2 separate regions of the Homo sapiens genome follow, and region 1 is linked to region 2. A link is an interaction called in ENCODE POLR2A ChIA-PET data of the cell type or tissue named here. Cell type or tissue: GM12878. All regions are shown on one strand. Each heading gives the region's core, and the rest is flanking DNA. Links, peaks and the distances in the headings are about the cores only. Region 1 has its middle 8.6 kb from the start of STARD3NL. Region 2 has its middle 29 kb from the start of TRG-AS1.

Region 1 (4,401 bases), core at 145-4,144, 140 kb before region 2:
ATATCCAAAGAATTGAAAGCAGGATCTTGAAGAGCTATTTGCACGCCAGTGTTCACTGAAGCATTACTCACAATAGCCAAGAGGTGAGAGCAACCTCAAATGTCATTTAAAGGAAGAATGGATTTTTTAAAAATGTGGAATATATATGTGACGAGACCAGCTCAGTCCGGGAGACCCTAACCCAGTGGCGCTAGAGGAATTAAAGACACACACACAGAAATATAGAGGTGTGAAGTGGGAAATCAAGGGTCTCACAGCCTTCAGAGCTGAGAGCCCCAAACAGAGATTTACCCACATATTTATTAACAGCAAGCCAGTCATTAGCATTGTTTCTATAGATCTTAAATTAACTGAAAGTATCCCTTATGGGAAAGGAAGGGATGTGCCGAATTAAAGGAATAGGTTGGGCTAGTTAACTGTAGCAGGAGCATTCCTTAAGGCACAGATTGCTCATGCTATTGTTTGTGGCTTAAGAATGCTTTTAAGTGGTTTTCCACCCTGGACGGGCCAGGTGTTCCTTGCTCTCATTCTGGTAAACCCACAACCTTCCAGCGTGGGCGTTATGGCCATCATGAACATGTCACAGTGCTGCAGAGATTTTGTTTATGACCAGTTTTGTGGCCAGCTTATGGCCAGATTTTGGGGGGCTTGTTCCCAACATATATGCAATGTTATTCAGCCTTAAAAAAAATCTCATCACATGGTACAACATGGATGAACCTTGAAGACATTATGCTAACTAAAATAAGTCAATCACAAGCAGATGGTCTTATTGATTCCTTTTAGATGCGGCACCTCAAATAGTTAAACTAATTGAAACAGAAAGTAGAATGGGGGTTGGGGAAAAGGGGAAAGTGGGTAGTTTTTCAACAGGTATAAAGAGTTTCAGTTTGTGAGATGAAAAACTTCTAGAAATCAGTTGTACAACAATGTGAATACAGCTAACACTATTGAACTATGCACTTAAAATGGTTAAGACGGTAAATTTTATATTATGATGTGGTGTGTGATTTTTTGGCCACATTAAAACAAAACAAAACACCCTGGCCCAGAGCCATCTTACAAAAGTTCATTAACATTAACATCATTCCTGTCTGACTCTCTCCCCGACCTCTCCTTCTCCTCCATTCTCACCCCTCCAGCTCCAACTTCAATTGGGATCAACCATCACTGTCAGAGAGTGGGCAAGGATGCTATTAGAAAGACAGAAGAAACAGACAGCATCCTTTTATCCAGGAGCAAGTTGTCCATATGTAAAGGACCTGGCTAAGAGAAAGGGGATGGCTTTCCTCTGAGAGGAGAATGAAGTGCTGATCAACATAAAAGACTAGGCATTCGAATTTCTAGTATAGGACTATAGTTTACAACTTAGAGTAAACTAGGAATGAACAGAAGAGTCAATAGACACACCCAGTTTTAATCTGTTGGCCAAAAAAAAAAAAAAAAAAAAAATCCTACTTAGCTTGTTTAAGGAGACAATAGGAAACAAAAATAAAGATGTTTTAAAATTATAGCCTGCATATTTTACCTGTTCAATATACTGGTTTAAAATATTAATGCATACAATGTTAATACAGACAGAAAGTTGGAAAGACTGTACCTAGATGGTTAACAGTTAACAGTAATCATCTTTGGGGAGGGACTGGAAAAGGGTGTGTTTGAAAGGAGATTTTCACTCTACACTCACCACATATTTATGCAAGCAGTATGTATTCCTATGTCACTTATGTAAGTGATGTGGTATTTTTAAAGTCAAAAGTTGAAATTAACATATTGTGCAGGTTTATTTCATATAGGTAATGGGTCTAAGTACTGTCTAACTTTGTTATAATCAGATATTAGTGAACCCCTGTGAAACACAAACTTTTTTTGAAACTGTTAGAACCCAGCATTGATAATAGAGCCAGATGAGAAAACTGTTTTTCTAGATTTTTCTTTTTTCTGTAGCTAAAAGAGGAAGAAAGAAAAGAGGAAGGAAAGAAGGAAGGAAGGTCCAATTTCCTTTTCCCTAAAATTTTAAACAGGCTAATTTTTAAAACAAACAAACAAAAAGTACCTCAATAACTCTATCAGTTTCTGATTATAGGAAGTGAGTTCACCACAAATGAATATTGATTATTATATTGTTGTCCGTTTGTATTATTTTTCCTTTTCAAAAAAGCAACTTTTATGGATAGCATAATTTTACGGAGAAACTTTTATATCAATATCTTGCTGGCAAAAGTTAAGAATTACTAGCAATGGTTTCATTTGAATTCTTTTTTAAACACAGAATCAGCATCAGGTTTCACATGCTTACAAAAAGACTAAGAAAACCCCCAATAACTCCAAAAGGCAATGTGGATAACTTCCTTTGAAAATAATTAATGATAATTGTAAACATTGCTTTCCTGGATATTCTGCCATTATGTTGGCCCTTCCTCACACGTTACCACTAGAATCTTTAGGAGCATCTTCTTGCCAACATAAACTGTGTGAAAACTTTACAAACACAGCTGGGAAGAATAGACCAATGACCTCTGTATGACTTCTTGGCAGCTTTGCAAGTCAGAGGCCTAATTTGAAGTGTGGAATTGGTGGTTTGACCAGTTTTGGCTAACACTGGGTCCACATGTCAGAGAGATGCAGCAGCTCCCTCCCCGGGTCACCAGCTCAGTCCCATGCATGGTGAGTCACAGTGGCAGAGGGTGCCTCCTTCCTGGCTGTCTTGACTCACTCAGTGGAGCAGGAGAGGATTTTCATGGGAGTTGTGGTCCTGTGTTACATGACAGACCGCAGTGAGCTAAACTGCTTCACCAAAATGCAATCAAATACCTCAAAGAAGGAGAGAACAGGATGGAAATGACCAAATTTACTGATGGTTTGGGTTGGCAAAGTTCTATTAAGTTCTAACATTAGCTCTGGGCTCATAAATCATCATTAGTTCTGTCTCCCACTTCTGATAGTTAAATTGCTGCAGTTGAAGTTGACTTTTCAATAAGTTCTATAGCAATTTACATGCAGTCAAGGTCGAATGGATGGTAGACTCGCACGTTGTTCCCTCCATTTTTCTCCTGTAATGCTTGTCTTTCTCCGTCTTCCACTTACTGTCTTACTGCTTTATATCACTTATATCCTTGAAGATTAAAATTGCAGCTGATCTATTTCAGTAAATATTCCCGTATTTGTGTCATTCTGTTAGGATTTCTATTCTGTGTTCTCTTAATTTTTGCTCCATATCACTTATTACTTGATTTAAAGTCTTTATCACTTCGCACTCAAAGCACTATATTTTCTAGTCACTCCCTATGTTTCTTCTCTCACCTGAGTTCACTGTGTCCATGTTTCCTTTTGGTCTCTTCTGCTCCAGCCTACTCTAAATAATGATATTCCCAAGATTCAACCTTGGTTCTCTTTCCTTCTCAATCTGTACACTCACTTTGAGCAATAGCATCTATACGCATGCACATGATGATGTCTCTCTTGAGCTCTCCAGGTTTATCATCTAGTTGCCTTCTAGACATCCAGATGAACTACACCTATCTCAGACATGAAATGTTGAAGAATGAGTTTATAGCCTTCCTCCTGAATTCCTGATTTAAGTTCATGGCAAAATTCCTTAACCAATCACCGTTTACCCACCCCTTTATTTTCCCAAATAAAGACAATTGTCAGCTTTTGTCAATTCCACGTCTTTAATAGATTACATATTTAAAACTTCTTTTCCATCTACCCTAATGTGTATTACTGATTTCCATTATCAATATATTTCTTGCAAAACTTCAGGATTTCATCATGTCTCATATGGATTCAGTAGAGGCAACGTAGAGAATGGATTTGATAGAAGCATTGTGTTTACATGAAATTATAAACTAATATGTTCATTGCATCATTTATTCAACAAATATTTCTAAGCCCCAGTTCTGAGGCAAAAAACAAAAGGTATACCTAATTTAAAATGCAAAGTGGGAGGATGAGTGGCAGATGAATTGGGGATATAATGGTAGAACTTTCCCTAGTAATTTCAATGTTGACATTGTCATAATTTAAGTGAAAAATTGCAAATATTTCAAGTAATTTAGATAGTTCTTTCATATTTACAGTAGCTATAGATCTCCCTACTACCTCAGCTCCATGAAAGTTTGGGAAGGAGATAAAACCTCTTCTGAACATATTTCTTTTGATAGTAGTTGAGACATTGACATTGAATTAATGTTTTTTAATTGAGTTGAAATTCACATAACATAAACTTAAGCATTTGAAAGTGAAAAACTCATTAGGGTTTACTTAGTATATTTCAAATGTCGTACAACTACCACTTCTGTCTAGTTTCAAAATATTTTCATCACCTCAAAGGAAAACCCCTTATCCCGTAAGCACTTTCTCCCACCCTCCCCCTACTCCCAAACCCTGATAAGCACC
Region 2 (4,401 bases), core at 129-4,128:
TTCTCTGCTACTAGTGATGCCTGCGTGATCTTGGAGGCTACAGAGTCTCTCTGAATCTCTGGTTCCTCCTCTGAGAAAGGAGATGACAATATTTAAGTGAGAAAAGCATGTAAAGTTCCCAGCCTGACACTGACTTGGCCCTCTGCCCATCCAGGCCCTCCCTGGGCAGCCAGGCAGGAAGCAGAACATGATGTGGCCATCTCAGGCCAGGCTGCAGTTGGGTCTCAGCCTTTCCACCCTTTCCCATCCACCTTTGGATAACATTTCTGTGCTCCCCAGCGGACTGAGGGTAAGGGAGTGCAGCGGAAAGGTGATAATCAGGGGGAATATCTCTGTGTTCCATCTCGCTGCTTTTCTGTTGCTCAATAAACACAGTTTTGGTTACGCTTTTTTTTCTTGTTAAAAAAAGAAAAAAATCTTAGAACCCAGAAGTCAGAAAAACTTGATTGCATAAGAAAATTCTCTGTAGAGAATTCTCTGCAGATTGTCTGTAAGTAAACACCGTTAGCATCAATTTAACTAACTTCATGTGACCCTGGGGAAAGGAGCTTAAGGCCGCAAATGAAAAAAAAAAAACTCATAAAACGAATTATAAATTTTTTTATTTCCCCCTGAAATGTCTCTATTTAAAAGTTCGTGTTTGGTTTTGTTTTTCTCATCACTGTAGGAGATCAAGGCAATAGATTTTGTAGTCAGACAGACCTGGATTCAGATCCCAGCCTCGCTGCTTACTATCAAGTATCTTAATTTATCAAAGTCTCAAATCTGTACTTAGAAAATATCTATAAAGGGCATTTGTCCCCGCGACAGAACCGCTGCCGCCATCGCTGTCATTTAAGATCGCCCGGGTCCCTCCGCCGCCACCATGTCTCTGGGAAGCCGCAGCGCGGCGGTCCGACCACCCAGCCCCCTCCCGCCGCGCCCTCTGCCCACCTGCCCCCACACAGCCACCGCCTCCGGCAGCCGCCCCATCTCCGCCCCTTCCGGCCAGCCGAGCCTCATGGCTTAGATGGCGTCCATGGCCGCAGGGGTAGCCGTGGGCTCGGCTGTGGGACACGTCATGGGCAGCGCCCTGACCTGAGCCTTCAGATGGGGGAGCTCGGAGCCCGTCCAGCCTGCTGCCCAGCAGACCCCCACACGCGCTGCCCCCCAGCCCCTGCAGATGGGGTCCTGCGCCTACGAGATCCGGCAGTTCCTGGACTGTTCGACCACGCAGAGTGACCTGTCCCTGTGTGAAGGCTTCAGCGAGGCCCTGAAGCAGTGCAAGTACAACCATGGTCTGAGCTCCCTGCTCTGAAGAGGTTGGTGCAGACTGGGGGGCCAGCCCTGCACCCACCTCTACCCTTTGCCGACAGCTGGACCACAACACCAGATTGTACCAGATGGCTGGGATTGGAAGTGTGGAGGTTTCTCACCCCACGAATAACCCAAGACACAAACGTGCAAATAAAAGAGTTTATTAAAAAAAGAAAATATCTATAAAAATGAGATAATAATAATGATAGTATTTTGTTAGGCTCAAATGACATAAAGCATGCAGTATAAAGTGCCATGCACATAAGAAGTACTCAATAAACAATAGCTACTATTACTACACTCATAAGAATATTTATTACATTATTCATTTTCACATAGAACTGAGCTCTTTCAGAGAATAGTCTGTACATTTAATTCTGTGCATGTAAACTCACTGATTTTTCTGTTTTTCTGTGGCTAAGCAAAGAAAATAAGGAAAGTCAGAGAAATCTGCTGACCTATGGACTGCAAATTCAAATTCTGCCAATTTCAGAACACAAATATGGAGTTTTGATAATTACTCTGTAACTTTAGTTTATAAGTAAAATATAAAGAGAACGGGACTACAGTAAAGTATAGCACGTGATTCAATCTCTCTGAATCCCTTAGCACTTTGCTAATTTGCTAGTTAAAAGTTGACTTAAAAGTGACAAGAAATTAAATTAGGGATCTACAGAAGAGACACATCAATTATAGCAACAGGGGTGAGGGGATAAATTCTACTTGACATGAACGTGACAGGCATTTCTCTATCCTCAATCATCTAATGAGAGTTGAGATTGTTTCTCTATTTTAAACTTAGTTGTTGTAAAGAACACTACGAGCACAATTGGATTAATCATACTATCGATTCATGAAGCACTACAAGCATAAAGCACTATAATCATTTATCTAAATGTGTATCACTTTTATGTTTCTTATTTGAGTCTACTACATGTTGGTGATTTATTTAATGAGTCAACAAATACCTAAGACTCCTTCACTTAACTCAAGAACAAAAGCATTATTAATAATCTACATGCTCCTCCATATTAAGAAATCAACTAAAGAAGTACTAATTAATGATGATCTCTCAAGATTTGTCCAGTTTCCTGTTTTTTTACTCAAGGAACAGTCACACATCCTGTTCTGTTGGAGATGGGACCTTGGTGGTTTTGTGGAAAGTGAAACAAAACTAATAAAACCTTCTGGCTCCCTAGCTTGTCCTACTTATCTGAAGTCAAACATAATCCACTTATTGGGCCATCTGCAGGATTTCCTCCTTGGCTCATCCAAGTCCATTTTCCACATAACTCTGCCTTAAAAGTCTGACCGCCCTGGGCTGCATGGATGGTCTTCCCTATCCTGCAGGTGTTGTTTGGGGGTAGAAAATGGAAACATCAGCAGGCAGCTGGGAAATAGGAGCGTGGGGTCAGCGTTCCCTCCCTGAAAAGGGGCCTTAAGTTGGCTGCATCCTCCCCACATTGGCCAATATGCAGTGCCATTTGCCCCACAGCCAGAGCTGATGTCCAGGATCCAAGAGGTGTGGGTAGGAGTCGCCATTCTCTTCTATTTCAGTTAGCTCACTGAAAAAAGTTGTTTCTTTTTTCCCAAGACCTTTGATCTACAGGCTTGAAAAATCCTAGTGTTCCAGGAAGACATACAAGCCCAATAAGCTGCCTTGAGCATTCAAATCACTAACATTTTCTTTAGCTCAGCACAGTGATCAGTAGGAAACAGGAGAAAAGGTAAGATTTTGCTTTTTACAAGAAGCAAACGTTGTTAGAGAAGAGGAAAGAAAAAGTAGTCAAGCAGAGCCCCTTCCAGGTCCTTCTAACCAACACATTTTACATATTGTCTCTAGGTGCTCAATAATGTGCAGGGATATGTTTAATATTATAAAACAGGAATTCTTTTTTTAAGTCAATTTTAAAATAAAATTAAAAAGTAATGTGTTTTCTATTAGACCATTTCAAAAGTACAGAAATGACACAGATAAAAATACTCATGAGCGCAATGTCTGGAGATAAGCATTTCAAAGTCTGTGCCCTTTTTTTGTCTACCCCAGTCTGCCTCTTGTGAACCCCTTCACAGGACTGAAAGCAAAAAGCACCCGAGACAAAACAGTCAGCATGGATTTCCAGGTGGGTACAGCAACTTCTAGAATTGTGGTTTCTATAAGATGACTCCTGGGCAGTAGACATTACTTTTTCCATAGTACTTGTATGTGTGGGGAGTTCGGCAACAGATGATATGGTTTATGAAAATATTGCTTTCCAAGATTTCCTTAGATTTTATTCAGATTTTATATTAACTAGATAATATAATGTTGATTCTATTATTCAGAGTCATTGTAGCTCACCCACCTCAGGTAGAAAAGAAAAGAAGTCGAACCCAAATCATCAGAATATTCAGGGCATCCATCCATACAACGCGTTGACCCATTAGGTAAAATGAACCCATCAATAATAATGAAAGTATCAATCTCAATTCAACAGATATTCATTGAGCCCCTACTATATGCAGTACAGTATATTCTAATAAGATGCTGTCAGTGTTTCTGTGAATCCAAAACTTAAACCATTTAATTGGCAAATATTAACTTAGAGCTGGTTTGCCTCTGGCTAGTTTTCCTTTGGTGTGGCGAAAATGTTCCTGGTGAAGCTCACCTTAAGCAAAAGGAGAAGGGCAGGAGGAGTAAAGGACTATGAATTTCGACTTGTTTTTCCCCTATAATGGTCATCTGCACTATGCACAAGGCCACTGTCCTGTCCAGCTGTGTGTGAGTCAAAGGTCTTAGGGAACCATGACCAAAAGCTTAGAATTAAATTAATCTGGGATAACCTCTTGTAAGAGTTTCTTCATACTTAGCTATTCTCTCTATAAAATGTAATAGCCACACTATGATAGACGTAGCACTAAGCCCTGGATATATAAAGATGTGTATATGGGCCAGGCGTGTTGGCTCATGCCTGTAATCCCAGCACTTTGGGAGGCCGAGGTGGGGTGATCACGAGCTCAGGAGTTCGAGACCAGCCTGGCCAACATGGCGAAACCCCATCTCTACTAAAGATACAAAAAATTAGCCGGGCATGGTAGTGCGTGCCTGTAATCCCAGCTACTTGG

Evidence for each region. Peaks named below come from ENCODE experiments on the same cell type or tissue, not always from the same donor. Only the 100,000 strongest peaks of a DNase experiment are listed, where the experiment ranks them.
Region 1: POLR2A ChIA-PET joins it to region 2 with 7 read pairs; 2 of 35 experiments call an interaction of 5 or more read pairs at or near these places.

What each region holds. Positions count from the first base shown.
Region 1 is chr7:38,167,412-38,171,812 of GRCh38, forward strand. No RefSeq gene overlaps it. Among named protein-coding and RNA genes, the nearest start is that of STARD3NL, 8.6 kb to the right of the region's middle. In GM12878, for the core only: no CTCF peak of the experiment used is centred there; DNase peaks (open chromatin) are centred at 823 and 2,600; H3K4me3 peaks cover 782 bases; H3K27ac peaks cover 2,885 bases.
Region 2 is chr7:38,310,518-38,314,918 of GRCh38, forward strand. It overlaps TRG and the pseudogene LOC103689914. Among named protein-coding and RNA genes, the nearest start is that of TRG-AS1, 29 kb to the right of the region's middle. In GM12878, for the core only: no CTCF peak of the experiment used is centred there; no DNase peak of the experiment used is centred there; H3K4me3 peaks cover 1,218 bases; H3K27ac peaks cover 831 bases.